Regions from separate parts of the Mus musculus genome. Here region 2 is linked to region 1. The links are chromatin loops, found by intact Hi-C in ENCODE. Cell type or tissue: heart. All regions are shown on one strand. Each heading gives the region's core, and the rest is flanking DNA. Links, peaks and the distances in the headings are about the cores only.

Region 1 (16,327 bases), core at 4,611-12,610:
AAAGGTTGTTGGGTTTGTTTGTTTGGTTGGTTGGTTGGTTTGGTTTGGTTTGGTTTTGTCAGTGTCTTAGGGTTTCATTTCTATGTAGAGACACCATGACCAAAGCAACTCTTACAAAGGACAACATTTAATCAAGGCTGGCTTACAGTTTCAGAGGTCCAGTCCATTATCATCATGATAGCATGGCCCTGTCCAGGCAGACCTAGTGCTAGAGAAGGAGCCCAGAGTTCTATATCTTGATCCAAAGGCTGGGAGAAGCAGACTCTTTTTCACGGGCAGCCAGGAGGCTCTCTTCCTCACTGCGCAGTTGCTTGGGCATAGGACATCAAAGCCCACCCCCACAGTAACGCACTTCCTCCAACAAGACCACACCCACTCCAAAAAGGCCACGCCTCCTAACTCTGCCAGTTCCCCTGGGTCAAGCGCAATTAGGATATTCTGTCTCAGCAACAGAAAAGTGAATAATGCAGGCTGCTGGCAGCCACATGCAGTTCTTACCGCAGGCAAGTGTGCCTCTGTGGCCTCCTCTGAGTTACTATCTTTCCAATCACCCTTTGTGCTGGTGAGGAAACCGAGGCACTAGGAGGTAGCATCATGGAGTCTAGAGTCACACAGCAGCAGCATCAGAAGGTACTGGAAGCAAAGTCTGAAGTCAGACCCCCCTTTGTACCCCTATGCTCTTGGACCTTTAAATACAACTATTTGTTACTGCAGAATGGTTTTTAGGGTCAGCCAATGATAGACTGCATACAGCACAGTGGCCCCACAACTCTTGGGTATGTGGGAGATGCTACACCAGGCGTGTACTCTGTGGTGATCACACAGCAGTGACGTCACCCAACTAAGCAGTTCCTCACGTGTGTGCCTGTCATTAAACAACACTCATCGGTGCTTTTAAAGAGAAATCTCAGATGGATGTCTATCCAAGATTTGTAATTCTAATCCCATCTGTGTTGTTTATGAAATTAGAGCCTCTCTTTCTCAAAAGCCCACAGGGAGTTTATGTAAGAAAAAATTTATAAGATTTCCCCCACACACACACCTTGAGAAAAGAGCAACATGCAACAAACAACTTTGGAATTCCTTCCAAGTGGCAAGAAACCTGGCTATGGTCCCAGCATGCTTCAGAAAGCTCTGTAGGAGTCAAGTGTATGGTGCACACTTTTAATCCCAGCACCCAGGAGGCAGAGGCAGATAGATCTCTGAGTTCAAAGCTAGCCTGGTCCACTAGAAAGTTCCAGGCCAGCCAGGGCTATGTGATTAAGACCTTGTTTTATTTTTCTTTGTTAGTTTGTTTTTGTTGTTATTGTTTTCAAGTCAGAATCTCACTATGTAATTCTGGCTGTCCTGGGATTGCTTTTGTTTTGAAAGCTCTGTAGCTAGGCCTCGGCAATTATTAACAAGCCAAGGAACCCTAAGTAGCTATTATGGTTTGTATATGCTCGGCCCAGAGAGTGGCACTATTAGAAGGTGTGGTCCTGTTCAAGTGAGTGTGGCCTTGTTGGAGTAGGTGTGTCACTGTGGGTATGGGCTTTAAGACCCTCATCTTAGTTGCCTGGAAGCTAGTCTTCTGCTAGCAGCCTTCAAATGAAGATGTAGAACCCTCAGTTTCTTCTGCACTGTACTTGCCTGGACACTGCCATGATCCTGGCTTCATGACACTGGACCAAACCTCTGAACCTGTAAGTCAGCCCCAATTAAATGTTATCCTTATAAGAGTTGCCTTGGTCATGGTGTCTGTTCACAGCAGTAAACCCTAACTAAGACAGTAGTAGCCTTTGCTGATAGAACAGGACTGGGTTTCCCATCTACATGTGTCATGATGAGGCTGTGGAATTATGGAGATACCATCTATGGTTTAGCCACACCAGAGACCAAGCAGCTAAGCCAGGAGCATTGCGTTTCTTCCGTCGTCTCTAGCATTCTCATCCCTGCCTAAGCCACCTGGACTGCATAGTCTTTCCCAGAAGACACAGAAGCCCAGGCAGGGGTCAGCCCTAGGAGTCTGTGGCTTCTTTATCTACTTGTGTGGCCAGGAGGTCTGGTTAAGTTATCTGAGGCATGGACAGCCAAGTTGCTCATACACTGTCCCTCTCCAGCCAGCTATATTGGTTTCTGCTGCTGAAGTCGCTGTGTCCTTTAAAGGATAGCAGGACATGGAAGAATCCGGCTGGAGCTGAACTGAAAGAAGAATCATCAGTCTTACCCAGCTACAGCCCTTCAAGCTACGATAATGACTGGCCTGGCTAAGTGTAACTATTGGTGAAATGGTTGCGTGTATGTAGTGGGGGTAGCCAACTGCCGTCTGATTGGATTTGAAGTCCCCTCTACAGGAAGGAACATGTCTGGTACTATAAACCTGGATGAGTCCTGGCAGCTGGGAAGATCACAGGCCCTAGGGGGGAACTCTCTACTGTTATTTTGTTAAGTGGACATGTGGTCCAACCGCCTTCTAAGTATTCACGTTTATAGCTACAGACTAGCACTGCTAGTTTTTGCAGCAGGCCGTGGTTAATGGAGAGATTCATAACAGATTGTAGTCCTGAGAAAAGAGGTGAAGCAGAGTGCTTGGCCCTAAATAAGTCATCTGTGTCCCCACCCTGCTCCAAGGCTCAAGGAACATCAAGAAAGAGGGAGCAGAAGGAATGAAGAGGCAGAAGGGGAGTCCTGTTGCAAAGAAAGATTGCTTCTGGGGCTTGAAGAGGCGGCTCAGAGAATAAGAGCAATTACTGCTCTTATAGAAGGCCTGGGTTCAGTTTACAGCTTGCAACCATTTGTAACTAGCTCCAGGAGATCCTATGCTCTCTTCTAGTCTTCATGGGTACCAATCATATACCATGTGTATGCTTGGTACCCACAGGAGCCACAAGAGAGCACTTGCTCTCTTGGAAGTGGAGTTACAGACAACTGTGAGCAGCCATGCAGGTGCTGGAACTGAACCTAGGTCCTCTCCAAAAGCAGAAAAGTGCTTTTAACCACTGGGCAATCTCTCCAGCCTACAAGAATATTTTCACAACCTACAGCAACTCAAGGAAAGGATGCGTGCTGGGTCTGAGTCTTCGTCTGTATTTATTCTTTTCCTAAATATCTATATGATTCTGTCTGGCCAGATTCTTCTATAAGTGTTTGTAGTAAGGAAATTTAAACTCACTGACATTTAAGCTTTTGTGAATATTTGACCTTTTAAAACTCAGTGTATCCAGAGGTTTCCATCATCATTACCCAGCAGTCAGAGCGTTTATGAAGGCTGCAGTACACAGCCCTGTTCATGAGCAATGGGATTACTGGAGTTTTTAAAGCAGATAAGGAAATAAGTCAACATTTTTGTTTGTTGGTAAGAAGCTGATGGTGTGTGCGCGTGTGCAAACACACATATATAAATAAATGAAAGCATCGGCGAGAATGGTGGTGTTTGGCTAAGACTAAAGGCACATTGAGAAGGAAGGCGAAGGAATTAGATGTTGATACAGTAGGCGTTTCAAATGTCACGCCTCAGTGGTAATGGGAAGGAAGGGAAAAAAGACAAACGGCTCCTTTAGAACATATCAATTTATCATTTTCCCATTGGCAAACACTGAAAAGAGCAAGCGAGACTGTATGCTTTTCCTTGAGAGCTGCCCTTTGGTTCCCAGAGCGATGGAGTTTGGTCTGATGTCAAGGTTACTATGGAAACGATGTATGCTTATGAGCAGCAAAGCAAATAGACATATAAGACTCGGGTAAATCATTAATTCATTAATATTATTACTGATGGCGTCTGGAGAGACTCACATATTCTGTCTTTCTTCCAGGCTCTCAAAAGTTTTCTTTCATCACAAAACAAACACTTGGAAGACCACTTTATGGATAATTATTCCCTCCTTGCCTCGCACTCCAGAGATGAAGAAGGGCTTGCTTTTGGATCTTTAATGGATCAAAGAAAATGGTAAGTCAGGCCAGAGAAGTGTGCTTCACAGGTTTTCTTGCTTGCTTTTTTTTTTTTTTTTTTTTTTTTCATTTTTTAATTGACGGCTGTGGTTTCTGTAGAGGACAGAAAATGCATTAGAAACAGTTTGAATTAAACATAAAACTCCTTCACGTTCGACAAACAGGCTTGAATAGGAGGCAAGCCCCGTGGGCCGGCCCACGAGCATGTCTGTTTCAAAGGAGTCTTTCCCCGTGATTAGAGTCATAGCAACAGTGTAGGAGGCCTATGAGGAGCTAGTGAGAGGTGCCAGCTTCAGGTGCCGTTAGGGCATCAAGATGGCTTTAAGGGCTGCCAGCCACCATGAATCTCTGCATGTCCCCAGACAATGTGGGATGAGACTGGCCCTTCCCCAGAAGCCAACTGTTGTGACAGCCAGAAGTATCCAGCTTTCTGTTATTCCAGACCAGGAGGCTGCAAGGCGTTGGCATTTTCTTCTCTGGTGATCACAGCAGAGATAGGCAGTGATGGAGAAGCAAGCATTGGGTCAGTTGGACCTCCTCCCCTTCCATCTGGCTCTCTTGGATCCAGACCACCCTACCCTCACACGCCTCATTTCTCATACCTGCCTTCTTCCATGAAACCCAAAACATACCCATGATCACGGCACCTAGGTTTTTCTCCAGTGAGGAGCAAGTTGGAGTAATGAAGAGGGCTGGTCAAAACTACCTGGAGCTCTGTCTGTCTTGCTGTATGGCCTGAGCTGGTTGCTTCACTTCACTGTTCCCTGGCTTCCTCCTCTACACGTGGTCTTATCACCTACCTGCCCGGCTGCTTGAAAGTGTCGCACCCATGACTAGTGTCACAACATCAAGCAGAGCAGAAGCCAGTGAAACTGTTGGCAATTCACCCATCCACCTTTTTGTTTTTGGCCCCCCTTCCAGATGCACGTCTTCTGGGCCTCCATAGAAACTCACTCACATGAGGAAGGCTTCTAGGCTCCATCCAGTGTTCCCCTCAGTCTGTCAAGCAGGACGAATTATTGAAACCACTGTGTTCCCTCTCAGGGTGAGCTTGCTGAGATGGGGGTTGTCAGGTTGATGCTTGCCCAGCATGTAGCCATCAGGGAAGGAAGGAAACCTGTGTGGGGTGACAAAGCCCATTCCTTACTTGCTGGAAGGTGCTACAGGAGAGGGAGACACTTTCAGGAAGTCCCTCCTCCTGCTGCTTGCCCTGTGTTCCTCAGGTCACCTGGGAAAACAGCTGGATGCAGAAGCTAGCCTCATCTCCCAGAGACTACAACTGGAAAGGTCCAGGGTGGGACCCAGCATACTTGGTGTGAAGGTTTCTGATGCTGTGGCCTTCGGATGAGAGCCGAAGCATTTGGTCAAGGGTCAGGGCGACCGTTTCATGGTAGCTACATAGCCCAGCAGTCACTGGGGCCCTAACAAGGACAGGGCTAGAGGGCTGGGCTCCCTTTTGGCTTGGGGTAGAGATCACGTGACTCAGCAAAGAGGGACCACAGCATTTTGGGGCCTAGGTCCAAAGTATGACATTTTTAAGACTTATAGTCTCCTTTCTAGCTGCTGCTTCCTTAGCCCTTCAGCGAACTGCAGCAGGAACCTTCTCAAAACTGTAGACATTTCAGGATCATCGAGTCCTAGGGTGCAGAATGAAAACTCACTCGTGCCCAAGTAGACAGCCTGTCTGGACTCAGTGCACGGCTCGGGATTGTGGAGGTCAGGGGTTGAGCTTGGCCCCTGCTCCTTCTCTGTCTCATGTGCAATGATTCCAAAATCCTGTTCCCCGAAGGAACGGATGCCAAGCCTGGTTGTGAATCTGAGCCACAATGGCAGCCCTGCATCTCCACATCAGGCCTGAGAAAGACACGGAATGGCTGCATGACAAAGGGTCAGGGGCCATCTCGAGGTGTCTGCATACTGCCCAGCGTCACCCCAGAGTCTGCCCGGATGGTTCCTGAGAAGGCCCTTCCTTCCCTCTGGAACCAGGCCTCCCATGACATGAACGGGCTCGTTCCCATTTTAGCGGGACTGAATTCTAACTGACACACGGAACAGGTTCCCTAAGGCAAGGGTTCTTGCTTGGGCTTTGTCAGTCTCAGTAGAAATGTGATTTATAATATACTCCTAGTCACCAGACACTCCTTTCCCAGGAATGAACACTTTGCACAGAAACAGGCAGTCGACTCCACCGCCTTGACCCCACATACAAACGTTTCCTTAGCAAATGAACGAGGCACGGGGGCTTGGGGTGTTGTGCGACAGTCAGATGACTTCCATTAACTTTTGAAGTTGTCAAATGCTTTGCCTGTGGATGGAGCTCTTTTACTGCCTGTGGGGAACTCTGGGCCCCAGCCCATCACTGTAGAGACCAAGGTGTGATACTGCACACTATTATCCCAGCACTTGAAAGGTAGAGATAGAAAGATCAGGAGGGCAGGGCTGCTCTCTACTGCGAAGGGATTTCAAGGCCCACCTGGGCTGTGTAAGACCCTGTCTTACAAAACAAAGCAAAATAAAAAACTAAAATTTTGAAATTACAACAGGACAAGAGTAACCCATGGGCTGCTTCAGAGTTTTGTGTCTGGAACTGAATTGGGGGTGGGGATATAGCTTGGTGGCAGAGTGTATGGTGCAAGGTTCTGTCTGAGAGAGAAAGAGACAGACAGACAGACAGACAGACACACACAGACAGAAGAGAGAGAGGTGGCAGGAGGGAAGGAAGAGAGGGGGGAATAAGGGAGAGATAGAAAGAGGGAGGGAGGGAGCTGCCTTTCTTACCACTTTCTTTGTAACAAAAGAAAAAAAACAATATTTTTCACTCCTTTAATAATCAATGTGAATGCAGAACGACGGCTATCAGGAATCAGTCCATACCTCTGAAGCAAGCTTCCTTGGGGACCCTTTGGAAACATCACACACAAAAAGCCGGTGGAAAGCAGGCAGAGTGGCCTGACTTCTCTGAGCAGCCCGGGGTTAAAATTGCAAGCTCGTTTTGCCAGAGATAACCAGTGGTGCTCTCAGCCGCCTAAGTGGCAGGAGCCGGTTTGATCTCTGCAGCAGATTGCTCAGCAGAAGTTAAGCAGTTGGGTTTTTTTTCAACAATGTCTCCATATCATGAAACTTCCTAAAAATCTTCAAGGGGGAAACCTGAGCTGGCCCAAAGCCAGCCCGAGTGTCACCAGGACAAAGCATCCCTTCCAAGATATAATTAGGGGCGCTAGGCCTTTCATATTTGACTTGACAAGAGTATTTTTCTCTTTGTTCTGCCTGCTACTCGGGGCTTTAGCAAGCCTTTACCGTTTCTTTGTTAAAAGGGATAGCTGGGGGGGAACGTTATATAATAATCATCGTTTAAAATCAAATCCGCTCAATACAAATGTGTACGTGTAAAGGATGATACTGGTTTTGCGGTGTGATGTGTGTCTCTTAACTGGACCCAAGTTCTTTGCCCAGAAACACCGAGGGAGGATGGATTGACCGTAAGAAGCCCAGGATAGCCAGGTAGCTGCTGAGTCAAAACTGCAGTCAGAGCTGTAGGTAGACAGATATGGTACTGTGGTCCTATAACAGACTAAGGAAGCAGATTTCTAGAAGGGTCCTGGTTCCTGAGACAGCTAGGATTCTCCCTGGTGACCTTGGCACGGCTGGTGTGTGGGCCTTGACATTGAATCACCTGCTTCTTCTCACTAGGGGTCAGCAGCGGCTTCCCTCCACCAGGTGTGACGGCCCAGAAGGTCTTCTTCAGACATTGTCAAGGGTTGTCCAGGGTAAAATTGGCCTGGTTTAGAGATCCCACCCTAAAGAATGAGGAGGCAGGGACACTTAGCCGTGTTTGCCAAGGAATGAGAAAGCCCTTCTTAGGGGCTGCATGAAAAACAGAAGTCGGCGCAAAAACAAACGGGATACCACAGAAGAGAAGCCGACTTTGAGAAGGAGCAGGGAGACATTCCTAGCCCAGACTTTTGTGGTTAGCTCGAACTAGAATCTTTTCTCTGTGAGCACTACCGCCAGCACAATCCGGAGCTGAGAGCTGGGCTTTCGGATGGCTGTGAATCTCTGCTAGGAGTAGAGAAAGGGGTGTGTGTGGTGGTGGTCTGGGGGCTGGCAGAGGGAGAAAATCCACAGAGAATTATGGGGCAGAACTCCCTCTCCCTCTCCCTCTCCCCCTCCCCCTCCTCTCCCCTTCTCCCTCCCCTCCACCTCCCCGCCCCCTCTCTCTCCACTTCTCGATGGACCCTAGAGACTTCCAACCAGTGTCTGGGACTTGACGTGGACCCAGAGACCTACACAAAGCATTTCCCCTGATGGCCACCAGGTGGCACTCTGTGGCCTCCAATGGCTGCTTGTTGTGCTCCGGGCAGTGTGTAGCTTTCTTCAGATTGGTAGTTTATTTTTATTTTTATTTTTATTTTGAGCTGCCTCCAGCACATTTCGGAATTCTCCATTGCAGACAGTCATGCTTCTGTCTGTCTTCCCTGCTTGGTCTCCCCAGCAGGTTTTCCCTTCTTTGGGGGACCCCTTTCCCTGTAACATGTTCACTTTACAATGATGCTACCTCCGAGGTAGAAAACACCTAGCATTCCTTAGAAAGGACCCACTCTGAGCCTCTGAGACAGAAGAGGAGGCCTGGTGCTGCTCTGGGCTCTTGTGGCCTCCTTGTGTCCCTGCCACAGGGAAAAAAAAAGTGTCTCAGCTCCTGATCTCCAGGTGTGGTACCTGCCAACCACCTCTGCCTGCCTGCCTTGGTCTGTCATGCCTTCTAGGTTGACACCCCGAGTCTCTGCAACCTCTGTATTCCCTGAAGACAGCAGAGTGCAAAATGTTTTGGCTAAATGTCATTGAACAGAGCAAAGTAAACAGATGACAGAGATAAGAAAATATTCAAAACTAGAGTGGCTGTGACCATAAAAGAAACAAGGTGTTGTAATGCCCAAGATGATAAAGTCAGACTGGGTGCAGGAGCTGCCTGGAGAGGCTGGGGGGCAGTGTCGATTTACACTGTGGCACAGGCTTTGTCGTGGCACAGGCTTTGTCGGGGCACAGGGGAAAGACACAGGACACTCTGGTGCAGGGCAAGGCGTGCACTGTCGCTTGGAGGCAGAGACAAGAGACGCCAGTGTGGAGCAAAGGCCTCTTGGCTCTAGGGGAGTAGCTGGGGACTCCAATCCCCTCCCCATCCAGTCTGCTTCCGTTCATCCCGGGTCATGTACAAACATCTCTCCCAGAAGTCTCAAGGGGGGACGAGGAGGGGCAACCCATCAATTACTTAACATTGTTTATCTGGGGTGCTGTCTGTGTGGTGTTGGCTATGCGTGTGAAAAGAGAAACAATGAAAAACCAAGTTGGAAAGCACCCGAAGATGGGGATAGTCATTCTGGGCTGGCGTTCATCCTTGGGGGAGTCTAGACAAGGCCACTGAGTCATGTCACTCTCCTAAGGTGGCAGAGGACAGAGATGACCATGTAGTTGGTGGCAGTGGGGTGGGGAAACCTGTGGTAATGACAGTGGCTAACATATGAAACACTAGCCTCATGGCAAACACGTCACAGAACGTGTCTGCCCCTCCCCCTCCCACTGAGGGGGACACTGACCACTGTCCATCTGTACCTCTTAAAGCCAGACAGGGCCTGTCAGGGATGTGCCTGGGACACAGGATTGGGCAGTGCTCCAGGCAAAGATGCCAGTGCTTGAAGGTGGGGCCCTGCTCAGCCACTTGGATGGGCTGAATGGCAGGAGTGAGGCAGCCTCTGAGGGAGAGTTTGCTCCTCGAGCCCAGCTTGGAGGTTCCACGTGGGCAGGATATTTGTTGTAAGAAGCTGGGACAGACAGACAGGGTGGTGCATATCTGTAATCCCAGAGGCAGGGGACCCCAAGTTCCAGACTGCTTGGGCTGCATAATGAGAATCTGTCTTAGGAAGGAGAAGAGGAGGAGGGAGAGGAGGAGAAGAAAGAGGAAGAGGAGGAGAAGGAAGAGGAGGAAGAGGAGGAAGAGGAGGAGGAGGAAGAGGAGGAGGAGGAAGAGGAGGAGGAGGGAGAGGAGGGAGAGGAGGGGAAAGAGGAGAGGAAGAGGAGGGGGAAGATGAGGGGGAAGAGAAGGAGAAGGAGTAGGGAGGGATGGAGAAAAGAGAGATAAGGAAGGATAGGGGAGGAGGGAGAAGGAGACAAAGAGGAAATCACACTGGTTATCGTGGAAATTGTAGGGAAAGAGAAAGAGATGGTGTATATTAACTTTCCCCAAGAGTGAATCTCCTCATCCATGGAGCCTTTTAAGAAGTTTATTTCTGCCGGACGGTGGTGGCGCACACCTTTAATCCCAGCACACCGGAGGCAGAGGCAGGCGGATTTCTGAGTTCGAGGCCAGCCTGGTCTACAAAGTGAGTTTCAGGACAGCCAGGGCTATAGAGAGAAACCCTGTCTTGAAAAACAGAAGAAGAAGAAGAAGAAGAAGAAGAAGAAGAAGAAGAAGAAGAAGAAGAAGAAGAAGAAGAAGAGGAAGAAGAAGAAGAAGAGGAAGAAGAAGAAGAAGAAGAGGAAGAAGTAGTTTATTTCTTCTCCCGACAGCCTTGTAGCAGGCAAAGCAGATGTCAGTACCATTTGACAAGTGAGAAACTGAGTCCCAGGAACAACTCAAGACTGGTTTGGCTCCAGCTCAGAGCCTCCTCCCCCACCTGTTGCCCTGTGGGGAAGGCTCGGTGGGGACCTATTTGACTAGAGCAGAGCAAGCAGGGATGCTCAGTGTTGCCTTCTGAGGTTTCATTGGCCCAAAGTCAAGGGCCTGAAAGTATTAAGTGGAGAATTCCAGAAACAAACAATTACTGAGTTTTAAATTGCACAACATGTCAAATAGCGTGATGACTTGTTACCACTCAACTCTGGGCAGCCTGCTAAGGGAATCATCCTGGTATACAGTGTATCTGTGCTGTATGGTATACAGTGTATCTGTGCTGTATGGTATACAGTGTATCTGTGCTGTATGGTATACAGTGTATCTGTGCTGTATGGTATACAATGTATCCACACTCTATGTGTTACCTTTCCCTTAGTTCCTCAGAAGGCTTCTCTGTTATCCTAGCAGCCCCTTCCCTTTCACAATGCCTGTTAGAGTAGCCTGTAGATATGGTCCAGCACCATGCTAATGCCTAAGTCATTGTCACTCTGTCTTCTGATATAGGCATTGTATCATCTCACAGCATAGCAACTGTATGTAGATTGATATAGTATAATAACATATTTTGTGAGAAAGTTCATAATTACATAATTTTATTATAGCAAATTGTTGTAATTTGTTCTTTTTTTTTTTTTTTCTTTTTTTTTTTTTGTCAAAGCAGGGCCTTGCTGCATAGTTCTGGTTATTGTGGAACTCACTACATAGATACACTGGACTCACACTGTGGCAATCCTCCTGCCTCCGCATCCTCAGTACTGGTATTACAGGCACATGCCATCATACTTGATTTTTTAAAAAAATTTTATTGTTGGTAATTCCTTACCGTATTATAAGCTTTATCAAAGGTACATGTATATTATATATGTAGATAGACACACACATATAGAAGGATAGTATGGAATGGAGGGTTGGTACTGATTGTGGCCTCAAACATTTGCTGGGGGGGGGCATGGTACATCTCTTACAGATAAGAATGGCTATAGCATCTGCTGTATTGTATGCCAGGCATAGTAACAATGGCTAATTTCAACCAGTATTGCTAATGACCCATTAGGTACTGTTTTCTTTGCTTAATTGATGCTGAGAGATATGACTTTCCCAGGCTCCCTACCCCTCCCCACCCTACCCTCTATGAGTGGCAGAGCCAGGCTGGAAACCATTTGTGTGTGACTGCAGAACTGTGTGCTTCTGTTTGCTCTGAGGGGTCCTGCCAGCCTGTTCGGGTGACTTCTGTCAATCAAATGTTTCTTTACCTTCTCTGGTTAGGTGTGTGATGTCACTTCCTGGAGGCAGATTTCCCCTTTGAATGTTTAGGAATGGCGTGGACATAGGCTGGAGCCAGTTCAGTGGTGAGCACTGAACCAGTGTGCATAGGCACTGGAGGTGGGTGGGAAGGAGAAAGAAGATACTGTTATGGGCAAAATAATTCACTAGAATTCATGATTGACCAGATGGTGGGAGCAAGGCCAGCAAAGAAGAGTGAGTGACATAAAAATTGGCCATTGGCTGCCAGGCATGGTGGCGCACGCCTTTAATCTCAGCACTCGGGCGGTAGAGGCAGGCGGATTTCTGAGTTCGAAGCCAGCCTGGTCTACAAAGTGAGTTCCAGGACAGCCAGGGCTACACAGAGAAACCCTGTCTCGAAAAACAACAACAACAACAACAAAAAAAAAAAACCCAAAAAACAAAAAATGAAAAATGGGCATTGGGAAGTAGATGAATGAGAAGGTTAGAAAGGAACGGGCCCAGTATAAAAATAAGTTGTGTTTGAGAAAGGTCTTGTAGTGAAAAACATGGTTTACTCATCAGTAAGACAGCAGGACATCAAAGGACAGAGGGAGGGTGAGAAGCCATCTGTGAGTCACCCTGCCCTCCCTAAGGCCTGCAGAGGGGGCTGCAGATCTGTGCACCCTTCCCACACCTCCCTGCCTGACCTTCACCTCCACTGCACTGTGGCTGCCCGCTGCCTGGCCCTGTCATCACCAGAGATTTCCAACTCTTCTCTGAGATCCCACTCCCTGACCACAGCTTCCAAGCCTGCCAGGCCTCTCACGCCTCCGGCTGGCCAGTCCCTTGACCTCATCCTGATCCCAGCTTCTTGGATTTTCCCATGGCATTGGCTCCTATGGCTCGCCGCTGCCGCCTCCTCCTCCGGACCTTCCAACCAGGGCATCGTGTCAGCCTTCTCTTGCCAGTGCTCCCAACTGCTTGGCCCTTGTGCTTCCTGTTTTGCTCCCCAGGCTGAGGCAGGGATTTCACAGCACCTGTCTCCTTCACCCCCTTGCCAGCCTCCATGCACCCATGGGAGACAGCCCACACACATGATACCCAGAGTCGGCTGCTGGCTCCACAGCATCCTCTCCCTGAATCTTTCTCTAACCTGCAACGTCTCCTCCCAAGTGGCTCTGTCTTCTAGTTCATGGTGGGGGAATCCTGGTTGGGCAGGTACAGAGTCCCTGACTGTTTCTACCTAGGAGTGCACATCCTATGGACACACTCCATGAGGTATCCCATCACACACACACACACACACACACACACACACACACACACACACATCACACACATATCACACACACACACACATATACACATATACACACACATACACACACATACATACACACACACAAACACACACACACACATACACACACATACATACACACACACAAACACACACACAAACACATACATACACACACACACACACCCCACATCCCCATCTTGCAGATGACATGTCTGAGGCTGAGGTTCTGTGATAATGGAGGGACTTGCCTGACATCCACAGATCGTTTGTGGTGTGTGTTGGTTTTGGTTTTTGGCTTTTCGAGACAGAATTTCTCTGTGTCGCCCTGGCTTTCCTGGAATTCAATTTGTAGACCAGGCTGGCCTCGAACTCAGAGGTCTGCCTGCCTGTGCCTTCTGAGTCCTGGGATTAAAGATGTGAGCCACCATGCCTACCAAGCATTGTGCTCTAAGTGTGCTCTTGACTTTCAGAGCCAGGCATTGTGCTGGATGGCACGTCTATCGCAGGGTACTAGTTACTTTTCTCGTTGATAGGACAAAACAGCTGAAAAGGGGCAAGTTAGGGGAGGAAGGGTTTGTGTCTGTTATAGTTTGAGGGGACACAGTCTACCACGGCAGGAGAGGCAGGGCAGCGGGAGAAGGAAGCAGCTGCTCACATCACAGTCACATCCACAGTCAGGAACTCGAGAGAAATGAATGCTGGTACTCTGCTCATCTCTCTTTTTATTCAGTGTAAGGGTCTAGCCAATGGGATGTTGCTGGCCACCTCCAGTAACATTCACAGCTAAACCTCTCTGGAAACATTCTCACAGCGATACCCAGAGGTGTGTTTCTATGGGGTCTTAGTTGGGATCACTATTGCTGAGATGAAACAGTCCAACCAAAAGCAACTTGGGGAAGAAGAGGTTTATTTCACTCAGTGTTCCATATAATGGCTCATCGGAAGCAGTGAGGGCGGGAACTCATGCAGGCAGGAGCCCAGAGGCAGATGCAGAGGCAGAGGCTATGGAAGAGTGCTGCTTACTGGCTTGCTTTTTATGGCTTGCTCAGCCAGATTTCTCCCTTCCTTCCTTCCTTCCTTCCTTCCTTCCTTCCTTCCTTCCTTCCTTCCTCCCTCCCTCCCTCCCTCCCTCCCTTCCTTCCTTCCTTCCTTCCTTCTTTCCTTTCTTTCCTTCTCCATTAAAAAAAAGATTTATTTATTTAATTTATGTATATGAGCACAGTCACTGTCTTCAGACACACCAGAAGAGGGCATCGGATCCCATTACAGATGGTTGTGAGCTACCATGTGGTTTCTGGGACTTGAACTCAGGACCTCTAGAAGAGCAGCCTTAACTTCTGAGCCATCTCTCCAGCCCTCAGCCCGACATTTTTTTTATGGAATCCAGGACCACCTCTATGGCACCACCCATAATGAGCCGTGCCCTCCCCCACTAACCGCTAATTATGAAAATGCCTTTCAGGCTTGTCTGCCTACAGCCTGATCTTATGGAGACATTATCTTAACTGAGATTCCCTCCTCGCAGATGGCTATAGCTTGCGTGTCAAGTTGACAGAAAACTAGCCAGCACACATGGCGATTCTAAATTTGTCAAGTTGACAGTGGAGATTAACCATGCTCTGCAAGGGCGCCGGGTGTTCACTACTTAGCATCTCCCAGGCCCTGATCTATTTCTTGGTGCTGAATCTCTTTTGATTTTTGTTTTTAAGCTTCACTCTTATCTTGTAACCCCAGTCAGATCTCAGACTATATGTATGGTCATCAGATGGAAGAAGTGTCAACCATCTTACATTTTAGAAAGACAGACAGTGGGCTGGAGAGATGGCTCAGTGGTTAAGAGCATTGACTGCTCTTCTGGAGGTCCTGAGTTCAAATCCCAGCAACCACATGGTGGCTCACAACCATCTGTAATGGGATCTGATGCCCTCTTCTGGGTTCTGAAGACAGCCACAGTGTATGTACATATAATAAATAAATAAATCTTTAAAAAAAGACAGAAAGACAGACAGACAGTAAACAATTACCACTTAAATAACTGCAGAGGGTGTAAGCGCCACCAACGGGAAGCAGAGACCAGAGACTGAGAATTTGGAGCAGAGTGGCCCCAATAAGGCCATCAACAGGATCCTCAGCAGGAACAGGGCACTCTGCCCTTACCTGTCTCCCCCCCCCCCCAATTCAATAGGAGACATTTCCACCAATGCCAGGGCTATGCATTTGCCCATGTTGTAGCAGCCATTCTTACCAAGTGAGGAACAAGGCTCTCAGGGTTAGGTGATGAATTAAAGTGTTGAGGTTTGGTCTGTTGCTATATGTCGCAATGCTGAATACTGGCCCTGCTTGAGAAAATCCTCACATAGACCCAAGTGATGCTACGTGACCTCATTCAAAGTTATCCCTGATTGGTGAATAAAGATGCCTACGCCTATAGCTGGGCAAGAAGATAGGCAGAGTTTCAGTTCCCAGGCTTGGGGTCTGAGACAGAGACTACGAGGGGGAGAGAGAATGTGGAGAGAGGAGAAGACACCATGAGAACTGATAGTAGTCTCACAAAATCAGTGGTCATGTGGCAGGAGTGGAGTCCTGCCTGGGCCCCAACACGCTGATGACCTCACACTATCGCTGTCCTTTGGCCACTGAGGAATATTCAGTGCTCTCTCTCAGTCTGTTTCCTCAAACTCCACAGTTATCTAGATCAAAGGAAGGTCACTTGCTGACAAGGAAGGCAAGTGGCCAAAGTGATCTGCTGTCTTTGGCTGTGTCCAGCCCTCCTGTGTTGAACACTCTCTGACAGTACGAACCAGGATCCTTTCTCTCTTTTCAAAAGATTTGTTTTATGTTCATATACATTATGTGTATATGTGTTTATTCATGCGACTGAAGGTGCCCATGGAGTCCAGAAGGGGCCATTGTTTCCAGAAGTGGAATCACAGATGGTCATGAGCCACCATGTGGGTGCTGGGAACCAATCTCCAGTGCTCAGCAAGAGCAGCACGTGTTCTTACCTGCTCAGGGTCTTTTTGGCCCCATATTTTTCTTGGTGCTCTTTTTTATTTTTATTATTTTTTAGCTTCCTTTGTATCTTCCTTCCTAGTCAGACCTCCGTCCTCCAGTGTCTTCTATTTCCACCTTCTGACTGGATCACTTGCCACTGCTCCTGAGTCCATCTATGGTCCAATCTTGGAATGCTTCTCTTTCCACTA
Region 2 (16,327 bases), core at 5,083-13,082, 410 kb after region 1:
CCGAAGCACAGCAGATAGTGGTCCACCAGTGAGAAGCCGTGGCTGCTCAGGGGAGTTGCAGCCCCCATCCCTTCCCCTGTACATGGCCATCTAGGGAGAGTCTCAGGCTGCCCAGCCCTGGGTGGTGGCCTGTCCTGTGGGGATCCAGCCTTGAGGAGGCTCAGGAGTAGCAGAAGGAAGGGCACCCGGGTGCATGCTCAGAGCCAGGTGCCACTCAGTGCCCTAAGTTAGGCCCCAAGGCAGAACAAGGCAGGGACTCCAGACACAGAGCTGAAGTACTTGCCATTTCCAGATTCAGGCAAGGCCCCTTGATCATCAGTGCTGCCCTGTCTCCCTGTACCTGGGACTTTGGGGGATGTAGAAGTCTGGCTTCCGAGTGTGAGGCCCAGGTGTAGCCCATCTGTCCCTGGTCCTGATTGGCTTTGCTAAGTGTTCTGGGAATAGTGGGTTTTCTCAGCTGTAGTTTGGTCAGAACTGGGAGAAAGACTATGAGAGACAGAGACAGGGGCCTGTGGGCCTTGTAAGGCTGAGCCAGTGGCCTCTTTTATCCCCAAGACACTGTAGCCTGGACACTCAGCCAAGCAGAAGCTGGGGGTGGGGGAGTTACATCGTGAGCCTAGGTGGGGTCGGAGAGCTCCCAGACCTTCTGCAGGCTGTAACAAAAAGGCACAGGCTTGGCTTGCTTTCTATTTATTGCTGTGGTCAAAACCATGATCAAAATCAACTTGGGGAGGGAAGAGTTTCTTTCATCTTATACTTCCAGATAACAGGGAGGCCAGGTCAGAAACCTGGAGGCAGGAGCTGAAGCATAGGTCGTGAAGGATTGCTGCCTACTGGTTTGCTCTCCACGGTTTGCTTAGCCCACGTTTCCAATGTCTAGGAGTGGCATTATTAGTCGTGGGCTGGGACCTCCTACATTAATCGTTAATTTTTAAAAAATGCTCTAAAGAATTGCCTATAGGCCAGTCTGATGGAGGTATTTTCTTAATTGAGGTTCCTTCTTCCCAGATGACTGTGACACGTTGTCAAAAACCTAACCGGCACATACTGGTAACCTTTTTAATTTGCCACTCCAATCTAGGCAGTTTTTGTCCTGTCCACCAGGTGGCGCCCTGCACTCGCTAATAGGCCCATAGTAAAAGGCAGGCAGTTTGGGTGCTGTCCTTAGCCGCCTCCTCTCTGTAGATGGGGAGACCTAATGGTTCCTGTGAGGTCTCCAGGTGTGGCGTCCTCTTCCAACCCACATGAACCCCTGCCTCCACATCACTTCTGCAGGGTCACGGGAGTCAGAACTCCACCCCAGCTCACCACAGTGTTCTGCCTTTCTGAGTTTCCCCATCCATAAACAGACATCCCTACTCTTCCCTAGTTTGAGAGAACTAGCCATTGCCCCAAAGAAAGCCTGTTTAACCTCTCCAACCATCCCTATCTTCTCCCTTACTCTTCCATGTACCAGCCCCTACTGAGAGGGATGTCCCCAGGAGGGCTGTCACGCAAAGTGGAGGGTGCTACCAGGTTTAGGCTGTCTACAGGTCATGTGACTCAAGGTCACACTCAGCAGGAGGTGAAACAGTAAGAGAAAGGTGGGGGGACCCTGCGGACCACTGGTCTCAGCAATGCAGTGGTTCTCAACCTCTGGGTCATGACCCCTTTGGGGGCTGAACGACCCTTTCACGGGACCACTGGAAAAGACAGATCTTTACATTATGATTCATGACAGTAGCAAAGTTACAGGTAAGATAATAAGATAGTCCACGATGATAATTTTATGGTTGGGGGTCACCACAGCATGAAGAACTAACTACTGTATTAAGGGTTGCAGCATTAGGAAGGTTGACACCCACTATGGTGGTGGGTGGGAGGTGGCCCCAGTACAGAGGTAGAGGTTGGCTCTCACCTGCGCTTCCCAGATGAGGATATCAAGACAGAGAAGCCAGTGATCAGGGACAGTGATCTCCGAGAGGGTCACTAGGCCCCAAGGGAGGCTCCAAAGCTCTGGACCGGCAAAGATGTTGTGGTAGGGAAGGGAGGCAATTCAGGGACAGCCTTGTGACACAGATAGGAGGAAATCCTGGCACCTTGTGTAACCTGACTGGCCCATGTCCCACTGAGGGGAACCTGCTGGCCTGTTCGTGCCAAAGCTCAACCTCTCCTATCACTGGTGTGCTCACTCCTGGTGCCAGTGTGACACTCTCCCTCCAGCCTTCCCTGCCACAGGGGACCACAAGTGTATAGTCTCAGCTCACACCAGGCCCTCCTCTGGTCAGCTTTTCCCGGCCTCCACTCTCAGCCTTTGTGAACACGAATCGCCTGGCTGTCTGGGAGCTCTCCGATATTGCATCTGTTTCCACATCCTGATGTTAACTCCCAGCTTAAGGATGAGAATGTTGGGGTGCTGTGGGGTGGCAGGGGATGCATTGTAAAGGAGGCCAGACCTTCCTAAGGTCTACAGCCTGCAAGGCACCCATCAAAAGCACTTGTGGGGTTGGCGAGATGGCTCAGTGGTTAAGAGCGCCGACTGCTCTTCCGAAGGTCCTGAGTTCAAATCTCAGCAACCACATGGTGGCTCACAACCACCCATAATGAGGTCTGCCGCCCTCTTCTGGTGTGTCTGAAGTCAGCTACAGTGTACTTACATATAATAAATAAATAAATATATCTTTAAAAAAAAAGCACTTGTGGCTGTGTATTACATAAACCCTGGCTTTGCCGCCACCTGCCCTGAGTGACTTCTCATCTCCAGGGAGCCTCCCAGACTCCATCTCTCTCCTCCTCTCTGCCCCAGCTCTTCTACCCAGATGCCCACAAGTCCTGCCACTAGGAGGCTTGGGAGTTACTGGGACAGAGGGGAGCCAGTCACAGACAGGAGACCTGTCTGTAACCCGCAGGGTGAGAGTGCAACCATATGCACTGGCCACCACCCCAGAGAGGCCAGAACCTGGCACTGAGTGTCCCTCTCTGTTCCAGAGCTCCCTTTGCCACCTTCTGAGTGGATCCAGTGTGTCATGTGCCATGCAGTCTCAGAGGAGTCCTGTTTGGGCAGTGAGAATCACAAGGACATAGGTGGCAAGAGCCAAGGAGACTCATGCTGTGGAGGAGGTGCCTGCAATAGGGCCTGGTTGGAGCTCCTCTTTAACGCCATCTTCCCTACTCCTATCCCCTAGCACCCACTTAGCATAGAGCTGAGACTCAGCGAGCCCAGGCAAGTGAGGTAAATCTTAGCCTAGGCTCTAAAGGATGAATAGGAGTTCGTGGAGAAGAAGAGAGGCATGTCTTGTGAAGGGGACAGTGGGCACAGAAGTAGCAAAGGTCTGAGGGAGGGCAGAGACACTGTATACCTCACACTCCTGTATAGATGGGTAACAAGGACACACGGGATGGATAGAGGGATTGAGGCTGCTCTGTCCCCTGTCCCGCCAGGCCTTGGCCACATCTCATGCTTCCCTGACTAAGCCTTCCTCAGGGTGCTCTGGCACGATTGATCATCAGCTTCTCTCACCTCCCCACACCCCGCTCTTCCTTCTAACAGACTCCTCCCTCCGCTTGTCCCTCTTCTTGATGGGAGACATTTTGACCACCACCACCCTCGCCCACCCACTGGGATGCGATCCTTTCTCTCTGGCCTCCATCCTTCATCCTTCTCCCTAACAGCCCTGGGCGGCATCTTGAAAACCGGCCTTAGTCAAGCTATCTATCCCCTGTTGGAACCTAGATGTGAATGGGACTGGGCTCAAGACAGGTATCGGTAGCTGGACCCCCAACTGCTTAACCTTCTGGTAATGACCTGCTATTTTTAGGTGGCCATGTGGGACCACTCTGGAGTGTTATTACCCATCCCTACCCCTCTGCTCAGGCAGAGATACTGACCATGGACCTGGGTGGCTGTGTTCCATGGGTACTTCCTCCCCTTGGAGTCCCCACTGGCTTTCCGGGTGGCAAGCTCAAGTTGGTGCGGTGGGACAGGGGATACGAGCAGGTTCTCAGTGGCCAAGTTCCACGTGCTGTTTGCAATCAGGGCTACACACCTGTGGAGATTCAGGGTCATAAACTCCGAGGAGGAACCATCCCCTCCCTTCTGAGGAGGACCAGTGCCAGGCCATTGCAGAAGCTCCACGCCACAAATTTGCATACAGATAACATATCTTCTCAGAGGCCCTGCTCTCAGAGCAGGGTATGTGATATATATGAGCAGCTCTTGAGTTAGGAAGTCCAGTGGGCCTCCTTCTGAGGTGCGGGCTGCTGTGAAGAGCCAATACTGCAGGCACACCAAAGCTCCATAGAGCTTGTCACCTTGGCCCCAAGCCCCCTCCTCTGGAACTGGTGCCAGTTTCCAGTCTTCAGAGCACATCAAGGACTTTGTTACCCTTGGGTCAGCATGACCTGGCATCAGTTAACCCATCCACCCCCACTGATGGGATCCTGTGAATATGGCTGAGGCCAGGGTCCTGCAGTGTACTGGGCCTGGAAGTGACTTAGTAAACATGATACTGTGGATCCTGTTTATATTGACTGTGGATCCTGTCTATACTGTCTGTGGAGCCGATCTGGGGAAACAGGCACAGGGAGTCATGTGCCTGGAGTACGCAGGGGCTGGCTGGGCTCTGCAGGGCCCTTTTTTCCTAGTACCCCTTCATTTACAAGCTGTGGCTAGGCCAAGGGCTCTTGGGAACATTTGTCAGGGTCTTGTGTTGGGGTCAGGAGTGAGGGTTAGAATAGAGCCTTGATATCCTGATGTCAGGGTAGGGTCTACCAGTAGATCTGACTGCAGGGACAGAGAACTATGTTTAATATGGACTCCCAGCTCATGGCCAGCATCTACATTTGCCTGTGTTAGTCCTGATCTGCAGGACTGGCAGCAGGAAACAGACCCCAGGCCCCAGTAGGCAGTACGATTGCGTGTCCTCATGCTGGTTTTTTGGTCATCGGGATACCTATGGAACCCTGTGCAGGGATCCAGTGTTCTATGAAACCTTCTGGCCAGATTCTGCTGAGATGGCCATTAAGCCTATCTATGTGCCCTGCCTTCTAGGCAGTGAGCGCCATGATACCACCCATCTGTTTGCCACATCTGGGAGGGGGCTTCGGCATGTGGAAGCCTTAGGAGTAGAAAGCCATACTGGGCTACACAACATTATCCTGGCCCAGCCATGGATGTAAGCATCCTAGGGCTAGATGCTGGCCCTCAGCCTTGCAGCACTGGCTAACACTTCCCCTTGGTTCTCTGGGGATGCTGGATGTAAGCAATAGCAGGGAGCATGGCGTGATAAGCATGGGTGTCCCGGGAGCCACTAGGGTGGAAGGGCCTCCTCCCTCTGTCTGTGTGACATGGCCCCAAGAGTCCAAAGACCAGTCCAAGGTCATACCATGGCCAGGCAACCAAGGCTGGCAGCCAGGTCTTCAGCTCCTAGGTTGAGCTCTTTCCCCTGTAGCATTCTGGATGGGGATGAACGGGCTCTGCTTTCTTCTCACCCTTGAGTGATCCAGTCCCGTGATACACCAGCCCCTAGGCTGGGGGCATCTGGTGGAATCTGGAATCACCGAGAGACTGGGGCTTCACAGATTTCTGGCAGCTGTCCAAGGTGGCTGTGGGTCAAGGGACAAGTGGCCAGCATGTTTCGAGCCACCTCCTGTCTTTGCTCTTTGTATTGCAGCTGGTCTTACAGGGCAGCTGCGGGGAGCTAGCCAATTGTCCAATTGCTTGGTCATTGGGAAGGCATGATTCTCACTTAGCAATCAGTTCAGGCTCCCTGCCCCATAGGCAGTATGGTCACATGAGTCCAGGTCACATGAGCCCTAATGCCAAAGAGGGTCCCTGGGGCCTCTGTGAGCACCAGCTTGGCTTCTGCCCCTGTACCTTTTCCCATAGTTGGACCCTGCAAGTCTCTTCACCCCAGATCTCTGTTCTCACCCTCTGTTCAGGGTGAAAATCCTAGAGGTTACTTTAAGGCTCAAGGCCAAGACTTTTGCCTAACCAGGACTTCTCTGTCTCCCTGTTTACCTGTTCCCTGTCTACCCCTCTGCTGTCTCTGCTCCATCTTAGCCAGGACACAGGGAGAGTCCAGTCCCTATCCTAACTCATTGGCCTCTGAGTCTCAGATTTTCATCTTCAGAACAGAGATTATTGTACCATGCCTTAGAACCAGCATGGAGATTAAAGGTGTTTGTTCTTACCAGTCCTGAACATAGGGCTGAGTTCTCTCTATTCCAGTTCTCATCTGGTTTGAGCCAGGCATTACCCTCCTGGCATCACTTTTGCTAGACGTGATCCCTGCCTGAGATGTAGGACCACCTGTCTATCAACCTCAGGACTCTGAACCCCTCCCCTACAACCTTTATCTCAACTGTCTAAAACCCAAGACCTCCTGGCCACATCCTTTCAATTCTCTCTCTCCCTTTCTCTTTCTCTCTTCCTCTCACTCTCCCTTTCTCTCTCCTTTCTGTCTCTCTCTGTCTCTGTCTCTGTCTCTCCCTTCCTCCCCCTGCCCCTGCCTCTGGCTTTGTGAATCCTGTGAACATCTACAGAATGGCCCCTGTGGTTAAATCTCCTCCATGGGCCCTTGCCTAGCTTCATACTCTGCCCTGGACCTGAAGTCCTTGGCTCTGTGCCCCATCTTTTCAGCCCCTGGATGGTGCCCCCCTCTGCTGAGGGGCATAGAGTCCTGTGCCCCAGATGTGTCCCTGCTCCACAGTTCTTCTCTGTCCCCATCACTGCCACCTGGAGAGCACTTAAGGGACTTCAGGGTCCATGACTATAAGTATGCCAGATATGGAGTCCTTTTGCCCCTCAGTCCCTCAACCCAGGGGCCAAACCTGGCTCCCGGTTGTCTTGGTGCCAGCCCTTACTGAAGCCAGTCCTCTCTTTTTAAATCAAGAGGTAGAGTCTTCTAGAATCTAAGACCATGGCTGCTGGAGAGATGAAATCTCTCTGCGAGTATGAACAATAATTCTCCTCCCAAACACTGGAACCGGTAGCATAAGCTACATCTGGGGCACAGGACTCTATGTCCCTCAGCAGAGGGGGGCACCATCCAGGGGCTGAAAAGATGGGGCACAGAGCCTTGCTAGGTAGCTACTTCGGAGATCTACATGCAAAGCTCAGTGGCCTGTCCCGTGGGTGCAGCACCCTCTTGCCCCCTCACAGAAGAGGTAACAAGGGCGCTGGAGTGGTTTGGACAGCAGAGGTAAGCACTTCCGGGTGTCAGCCTCAGTGGGATACAGCCGAAGGGAGCTTGTTCTTAAGGATGGAAGGACACAGAAGAAGAGAGGGAGAGTGACAGTAGAGGATTGCAGATGCCAGGAGCACCAGTATGGATCCCAGAGTAGGAGGGCTGGAGATCCTGATGTGGGGAAGGGAGAGGTTAAGATTGCTCCAGGGCCAAGTGTGAACAATGTAGGGCAAACTAGACACCCCAGAGTGCTCTGTATACTGCCTGCCCCACTTTTAGAAGCTATGTCTGAATTCCCAGGCAGCCCCCACAGGTTCAAATCAGGAAAGGAAGAAATAAATTCTTTGTGGCCCTTTCCTGTAAGCTGTTACAATTCTATCTTTGTTCCCTTCATGAAGCAAAGGCTGGAGAAATGGACAGCTTTTCAAATTTCTGTGGAGCCTTAAATAGAAGGTCTAGGGCAGGCTGTGCCCCTACCATTTACTGGGGCACCAGCTGGGAGAGAAGGCAACTACAGGGATCTCTCAGCTGCCTTTTGGGGTGACCTTCAATAGGAAGACATGGCTTGCTGTGGAGCGGGAGAAATTGGCAAATAGGCACCAGGGAAGGCCGCCATCAAAGCTGCTGTCTACATAGTCCAAAGCTGCTGCCCCTGCTGACCTTGGCTTTGTAGAGTTCAAGGTCTTGAGGCCTTCCTGGATATGAGGAGACAGTGGGTCACTGGTCTAAGCTCTGGACAGCTGCCGCTCCCAGCTGACTCCAGTGCTCCCAATGATGAGCGAGCAAATAAAAAGCGTAAGTGTGTGCACATGTTCAAACACAAGCATGCACAGATGTGTCCACTTAGACAGGCGCTCACAGACAAGCCCGGATGTTCACATAAAGGCAGGAATACATGCTCACACATACATGTACACACATACTTTTCTTTTTTATCTGCTCACATGTGTGGTTATTCCCAGCCACCGGTGACCTTGAGGAACACAACCCACTGATTTGATAGGATGTCTGCCATGATAAGATCCAAGCTCCCTCCTCCCTAGCAGGAGGGCCACAGGAATTTGTGTTCTTATCCGTGTGCCCCAAGCCAGAATCCCCTGGAGAAGTGTGGAGTCAGCTGGATGCTCTTCAAAGTTGCTGTTTCCTTTTGTAGTCTCTGTTTTGCTACAATTTGTTACTATGTGTCCTTGGTCCTTGAGAGCAGATACTTTGAGACCGTAAATATTGGATTAAATTTTCACCTACCTATTCTAGCATCCATGGGCATCACAATGTAATAATAATAATAATAATAATAATAATAATAATAATAATAATAATAATAATAATAATAATAGCAATTATTGTTATTGAGGCAGTGTTTCTCTGCATAGCCCTGGCTGTCCTGGAACTAGCTCTGTAGACCAGGGGGGGAGTCAAACTCAAAAGAAATCCATCTGCCTCTGCCTCTGGAGTGCTGGGATTAAAGGAGTGTGCCACCACCGACTGGTTCATTTTATTTGTTTTTAATCATTAATCTCAGATGAAATTCTAATTCCCAAGGAGTTCCTAGTCCAGTGAGAAAGACAGCTAAGACGCAGACACCACAGTACATCAACATTGGGAGGGGAGATCAAGGAGGCCTTCTTGGAGGAGTTAATGCCCGAGATGTGAGCCATTAAAGGAAAAGCAAAAGTGAGCACCCGAGATGCCCTGCAGAAGGAAAAGTGAGCAGGGAGAAGTCCAAAAGTGAGCAACTCAAGTCCAGTGCCTGGAGAGAGGTGAGACAAGGCTGGGTCACAGGACTCTGCTCAGGACTGCAGGCTGCCACAGCACAGGGGTATGGAGAGGGAAGGGGCTATGTGAGAGCCTGACAGCCTATGGCATCAGTCAGGTGGGGCATGAGCAGAAAGGGTCACAGGGTGGAGGGAAACTCTCCATGCTTACCCATCACCTCTGCCTTCCTGAAGCCCCTCTACGGGGCCAGAAATAAAACAAGTCCCAAGGAGGTAAAGCCACAAGCCAAAGTCACCCTAGAGTTAGCTTTCAGCTTTAGAACAAGTGGATTAAAGGAGAGAGAGCCTAGCCCAGGCAGATGGGCCTCCCTCCTGGAGCCTGGAGCTCTTCCAGACTCTGAGAAAACCCCCATGGGGCTCACCCAGTTTAGAGGGTTCTTGGGGACCTTGAAGAGGTCTGTCCTAGCTGGCCAACGTGTTGGGCTTCCTCCCAAAGAAGGCAGGGGTGACCAGGCAAAGAGGTGCAGCTCTGGCCTTCATGTCTCTCAGCCTGGGGACTGAGCATCCCCCATCCCGGACTGAGAAGCCCAGCATGCACGGGAGTCAGGCTTTGAATCTTGCTCTTTGTCAATGTGCCAGAGCAAGCTCCCCTCGCCCTTCTCCCTTCCTGCTCCCAGCAGGATCTGCCGCTGTTCAGATCAAAGCAAGAGCATGGGACAGTGGCCGGGAGGAACTGGGGTGACCAGCCATGCACAGGGTAGGAGCACAAAGAGATTGTCCCTGCCCCAGGATGGGCTTGGGTGGTGACCTTCAGCTGGCCAGGTCTGGCCTTGCTGGATTCACTGAAACAAGTCAATTCCCCAGGGCCGTGGGCTCTGGGCTAATTCTAGGCCTGGGGAAAGCACAGAGCATGAGACACTGAACATAATTCTCTACAAGGTTCTGTCTGGAAGGTCATGTGGTTGCCTCCTTTCCCCCAGTCAGGGCACGCCTCCTTGGCACTCTCCCTCTGGGACCTGTCACAGTCACACCTCCAGATACTACGCAGAATCCCAAACTGGCAGGGGCACTGGCAGGGGCGTTCTTGATCAGCCAGCCTGGCCTCTCGTCTTACAGCTGGGGACAGACTGCCTGGAGGCCAAGGTCACAGAGCCCAGGAGGGAGCATGGGGACTCATGAGCAGGGCCACACTTTCAGCCTCTCTACCTCAACTCCCACTGCTGGGAGCAGGTGGAGGAGCAGCTGCAGAAGGCTCTCCCAGAGCCTTCTTACAGCACCTTGAGTTTTCATCGGTTGCCACTCTGGGCAGTGAAGCTGGAGGGTTAGCTCTGGGATGGTGACAACCTTCAGCACTGTAGTCGAAATCTCTGCCTGGTGATGACCTTCCTGTACGAGGGAAGTCATGGCCCACTGGTACGAGTGCATTTCCATCTCCAGTTGCCTAGTAGCCGGCACATGGAGTCAGTGATGTTCTCAACTTAAATAAGGGCTCCAGAGACTGTGGGATGGCTAGCATGAGGCTTGAATTTGGAACTCTCAACATCCAGACAGAAGTTGGGTGTGGCTGCTTAAGACTGTAACCCCAGGGCTGGTGGGGTGGGGTGTGGGAAAAGAAGGGTCACCATGAATGTATGCACATCTGCATGTATATGTGTGCATACACATTCACACACACCACACCACACACACACACACACACACACACACACACACTAAGATTAAACATCCAGGTGCGTGTGCTGTAACAGCATGCAGCAAGCCAGGTTCCTCATCTACTCCTGCTCTGGGAAGTGAGAAGGTGTACACTGTGAATGAAACAGTCTTCAAAATTCTGTTGAAAGCCAGGAAAAGATGGCAGGATGAAGAGGAACCCAGGTCCCATCGAGGAGAAAGACCCAGAGGATGTCAGAGCCCTCTGCTTTGAGGCATCGGGCGAGGCTGGAGAAAGCCAGGCTTTGGCAGTAGAGTGGAGAGTCCGTGAGCAGACAGAGGTCAGGTTAGGAGGTGCCCCTCCACCAGCAGGCGTCCAATGCCTCACTTTCAGGTAAAAGTGGAGCAAGGAAACCTGGCTCTCAGCTCAACTTCCTCTAGCAACCTAGAAAGAAGACTTCCTTAGCACCCAAAGGAAGAAAAAGGAAAGGAAAAAAATAGACACTCAATCATAAAGTCTGTGGCCTGGAAGGCTTGGCAGCCTGAGTTTTATCTCTGGGTGGCCCAGCGGAGTTCAAGACATAGATTTGGTTTCAAATGACCTGGGGTGGTAGCTGTGCAAGCAAACAGAAATCATTCTTAGAAGGAGCTTCATTCAGTCTCATGGAACCCCAGCAAAGACTGGCTCAAAAGCACAGAGGAGTGCTGGGAAGTACACACCCAAAACTACACCCAAGGTACCTCGAGGAAGAACCACCAGACAGAAGCCAGGCATAGCGGTGTATGCCCATAGCAGTGCATGGGAAGCTGGGACAAGAGTCAGCCAGGCCTGTAGAGCAAGACTCGGTCTCAACCCAAGAGCAGCTGATTGAGCATCGGCTTCCAGACACTTATCAGAGACCATATCTTAACCGTGATAGAGAGATGACCACACTTAGGCCCAGCACATGGTATATCTCAGCTTCTGTGAAGGTTTGGATGAAAATGCCCCCCACCCACCCATAGACTCAGGGAGTGGCATTATTGAAAGTGTGTGCCCTTCCTGGAGGAAGGGTGTCACTGGGCTGTGGGCTTTGAGGTTTCAGATGCTCAAGCCAAGCCCAGTGTCACTCTCTTTTCCTGCTGCCTACAGATCCAGATGTAGGGCTCTCAGCTACCCCTCCAGCTCCATGTCTGCCTGCATGCTGCCATGCTTCACACTGTGTCAATAATGGACCATACTTCTGAACTGTAAGTCAGCCCCAATTGGGGCTGTATATGTTTTCCTGTATAAGAGTTGCCACGATCATGGTGTCTGTTGGTCTACAAAGTGAGTTCCAGGACAGCCAGGGCTATACAGAGAAACCCTGTCTCAAAAAACCAAAAATGAAATAATAAAAATAGAAGTAAAATAAAATAAAATAAAATAAAAAAAACTAAGCTTTTTTCAAAAATCCTGCAGAGGACTGTCTTGTCCAGGGAGTGCTAGGTGGGTAGGCAGCTGCAGGCAGGTGACTAATGTGTAGTATACATTGTAGTTGTCCTCAGACGCACCAGAAGAGGGTGTCAGATCTTGTTATGGATGGTTGTGAGCCACCATGTGGTTGCTGGGATTTGAACTCAGGACCTTCGGAAGAGCAGTCTCTTAGCCGCTGAGCCATCTCTCCAGCCCCTGTCCAGACTTTCTAACACACGCTTGTTATATCATTGTGCTTTTCCTCCGCAGTGTATGGCAGACAGGGAGAAACAGATTTGCTCTTATTAAGTGAAGTACAAGCGAGGAGCTGGAGAGATGGCTCAGCAGGTAAGGCGGCTTGCACCTGACCTTGACCCTTGACGCTTGGAGCCCACGTGTTCCAACTAACACAAGTTTCCCTCTGCTCTTCACATGTGTGCCATGGTGTATAAACCCCACCACACACACACACACACGCACACACACCATAATATTTGAAAATGTAAAATACGCTTTTATAAGTGTAAGCAAGTATAGAGCAATAGGTCAGTCAATGAAGCCCTGTAAGCATGAGGGCTGAGTTCAAGCCCCACAACCCACCCAGGCCAGGCATGGTAATGCACCTTAGAATCCCAGTGCTGGGGAGGTAGAGACAGGGGGATTCCTGGAACTCACTGGCCAGCTGTGCAGCCTGGCCTGCTTGACAAGTTCTAGACTAGAGGGAGACTCTGTCTCAACAGGAAAAAATGGATAATCCCTGACGTACAATACCCAGGGTTGTCCTCTGGCTTGCCCACATATACTTGCAGCCATACCCACAGGGACACACACACACACACTACACGGAAACAGATCTATTCAGGAATCACTTCTATATATAGGGCGAAGCAAAGTCCCCGCTCTGAACAAACTACCTGGTTTTCCATCGTTGTTTTCTTTCTAATTTCGCTTGCACTTTCCCGGACCGGCCTGGGAAGGGCTAATGAGCTTGGAATTCAAACCCCCAAAGGTCATTTAAGTCACTTCTGTAGGCAGCAGCACACTCGTGGATGAATTTTAGCACTTGGACCTGCCTGCCTTCTGTTAATTTCAACCCCTGCCCCGCCCCCCCAGCAACCCTTGACAAGATAGCTGCTTTTCTGTGTCAGTTAGGAGAACCTTCTGTAACTGCTCACACCTCTGTCTTGGGGTTGAGACCACGCTCAGCTCTGTCCAGCTCAGTAGCATAGTTCCAATATTCCTTGAGTGTGCCTTCTCTGCGTACTGACCTCTGCTCCTTCTCCTGGGCCTGGGACAGGTTAGGACAAGCAGATAGGTAAGTCCTGGTGTTTGAGTCTGTGGTTGCCTGGCATCTCTCTTGGCTCCCCATTGCTTGTAAGATTAAGCCCCAGCCCCTTTGCCTACATTCCAAGACTCTCTGTGTCCTAGCAGGATGATTTCTGTAGCCATACCTCTGGTCTGTGAGGCTACAGAGCTGGGTCTTGCTTCCAGGTATGAGAGCATGTGGCCGGCACCCTCCATCAGCAAGAAAAACCGAAAGTCGGTCTTCTGTGGGAGCCTCCTGGGTGCCAAGGCCACACAGCTAGTGAAGGCAAGCTCTTCCCTATCTGATGAGAGAAGGAGCCAGGAAATGACCCAGGAATGAATAGGCTGAGTTTTCCCCAAGGTATCAGGGGTCTATGGTGGCAAGTGCCAGGGACAGTAATTAGGCTAGACAGTGCATGGCCAGCCTAGAACAGCATAGCCCAAGATAATGAGGGAGTATCAACATGTGGTTCAGCAACTGGGTAGAACCCAGAGCCCAGCTTGCTGCCTGTCAGCACTGTGGTTGCTGGGCAGGAAGATGGAAATCACTCTCTGAAAGCAGCAGCTCAGCCCTTGGTGGTCTTCTTAGCACCGCCACGTAGGTTTAGAGTAGTTTTAGAAGTAAAACTTAGCGCTAATACTTGACAGAGACGCCAGTTCATTCTGGCACTTCCTCCCAGGGAATGTGGAGATGGGGGCTCCAGGTCCCAGGCCGTTCTCCAGCCAGGTAACCACTTTTTACTTAGAGCAAATCTGTCTTTCCCATGGTTGGGGAAAGGCTGGCCCCATGTCCCTCACTGCCCCAGGCATTTTCCAGGGACATGGAATGCTTCTCACACCATGAGGAACGAAGTTTCCTTCTCTAGGTCCAGCTGCCCCTCTTAGGATCCTTCCTGAGGCTCGCAAACAGAGGGAAACATGCCTCTCCAATCTGAGCACTGGGAGGGTGCCCAGTGTCTTGTGCCACAGCTCCATGTGTGTGCAAAACTCCTGCGGGCTGTGCCGCCCACACCCTGCTCCTTGGCCTCCTGGAAGATCAGAATCAAGCCCTCGCATAGAATCTTGTATTTCACGGTGCAAGTCTCAACATAAACCAGTGTGTTGACTTGAAAAATAAATATCACAAATAAAGGCGGGGGAGAGGGCTGGGCACGCAAAGGCCAGAACCATGTCAAGAAGTCTTTGCAGCTTACCTAGTGTGGATTAGTAAACCGGCCATTCAGGCCAGAGGTGGCAGGCGGCAGCAGGGGCCTGGGATTTAACCCACTTGGAGACTCATCATGGGGTTGTTAGCTCTCGGTGAGGCCAAGTCAGAGCAAACGCATCCCTTCCTGATAACACCAGCGTGTTAGATAGGGAATTTTCATTAAGAAAGGGTATTTCCAGCCTGGTGGTGAAGGTGCATACCTTTAATCCCATCATTCAGGAGTCAGGGGCAGGTGGATCTTTGAATTTGAGGTTAGTCTGGTCTAGAGAGCAAGTTTCAGGACAACCCTGTGTAGCTCTACACAGAGAAACTCAGCCTCACAAAACCAAACCAAAGCAAAACAAAGGGGGATTTACAACAATAACATTTTATAAAAGATACTCAGAGGGGAAAAGTCATATTTCTTTAAAACAACAATAAAAGCTGAAACTCTTCAATACATCTTTTCCCTCCAGTTTGCTGAGGAGAAAAAGAAAAAGACAAAAGCTTCGTTGAACATGACCCATCCCCTTCTAGGGAACCAGGTGTGGGCATAGTGCAATTCCACATTTTGGTTAAAACCCAAGGCCACCCAGCTGGTCTTATCTTCAAAGGCAGCTCTTCCTGAGCTCTGCAGATGTGCTACAGGGCCAGAAGACCCTTCTGCAGAGTGCTATGGAGCCTGGGGCCTGCAGGCTGCTCTGGACAAGAGAGACTCCTCTGTAAAGAGGAAGAGAGTGGAGGGGAGAGGAGTGGGAGGAGGCATGCAGCTATAGCGTCTGCAGGAGGGAGAGCTATGCTGAATGGTAGCCAGAATAGGGCAACCAGAAGCTGCCAGATTGGGGGGGGGGCAGGGAGGCTGAGCTAACTATGTGGAAGGAGGGCCTGGAATGGAGACCAGCTTCAGCCACGAGATGGAAGCCAAGAAGCTTTCTAGAGGGCAGTGGTGGCGCACGCCTTTAATCCCAGCACTTGGGAGGCAGAGGCAGGTGGATATCTGAGTTCGAGGCCAGCCTGGTCTACAGAGTGAGTTCCAGGACAGCCAGGGCTACACAGAGAAACCCTGTCTCAAAAAACAAGAAGAAGAAGAAGAGGAAGAAGAGGAAGAAGAGGAAGAAGAGGAAGAAGAGGAAGAAGAGGAAGAAGAGGAAGAAGAGGAGGAAGAAGAAGAAGAGGAGGAAGAAGAAGAAGAAGAAGAAGAAGAAGAAGAAGAAGAAGAAGAAGAAGAAGAAGAAGAAGAAGAAGAAGAAGAAGAAGAAGAAGCAGCAGCTTTCTAGAGGAGGGGAGGTACCTCTTGGCACAACTCTCAGGCTAGTGGTCATCACAATATGACCTGTCTTTCAAAGGGGTCATACAAGCACCTTCTTCATTCTCCCACAGGGATCCTGGGAAAGCCACAACAGCCCTGCTATCTAGATGGGAAGACTCCTGTAGGAGTTAAGTCCAATACCAAAGTTACAGAGTGACTAATGATCAGAGCTAGACTCTGCACTGAGGGGACAGAGGTGGTAATATGTACTTTCAAGCCCCAAGGAGATGCTGAAACTCAGTACCAGAACCTAGAGGGATTGGGTTTTTCCTATTCATTCAGACCCAGAATAGTGTTTAATTTACATAGCAGGCACACAATAAGAGATTAGCCATCAACTAGAATAACTGAAATAATACGCTGCAATAAACGTTACTTGAAAATGTGTGAAATATTTCTTTCCATTTAGTGTTTTCAGATTGAACTTGACCACAGGTTCTTGCAAACAGACAAAGCACTTTTCGTTTGTTTGTTCTGAAGCTGGCTGGGTCTCTTTGTCATGTCGAAGGCCATGGCTGCCCTGGAACTTGCTTGTGGACCAGGCTAGCCTCAAACTCACAG

The links. A loop is a pair of places that touch in the nucleus more often than their neighbours do. Peaks named below come from ENCODE experiments on the same cell type or tissue, not always from the same donor. Only the 100,000 strongest peaks of a DNase experiment are listed, where the experiment ranks them.
Region 2: it touches region 1 in a loop (2.4-fold over the local background); 3 of 42 quality-filtered maps call a loop at or near these places.

The regions. Positions count from the first base shown.
Region 1 is chr15:85,307,594-85,323,920 of GRCm38, forward strand. Gm34337 (a long non-coding RNA gene) reads right to left here and starts at 5,341. Exons shown (of 3, transcript XR_384301.4): 1 at 5,156-5,341; 2 at 4,886-5,044; 3 at 3,532-4,020. In heart, for the core only: a CTCF peak has its summit at 8,255 (motif pointing right); a DNase peak (open chromatin) is centred at 8,208; H3K27me3 peaks cover 4,012 bases.
Region 2 is chr15:85,715,105-85,731,431 of GRCm38, forward strand. It overlaps Gm46529 (a long non-coding RNA gene), which reads left to right and starts at 8,746. Exons shown (of 3, transcript XR_001781735.2): 1 at 8,746-8,926; 2 at 11,664-11,761; 3 at 12,237-12,442. In heart, for the core only: no CTCF peak of the experiment used is centred there; DNase peaks (open chromatin) are centred at 5,437, 9,347 and 9,937; H3K27ac peaks cover 1,425 bases; H3K27me3 peaks cover 317 bases.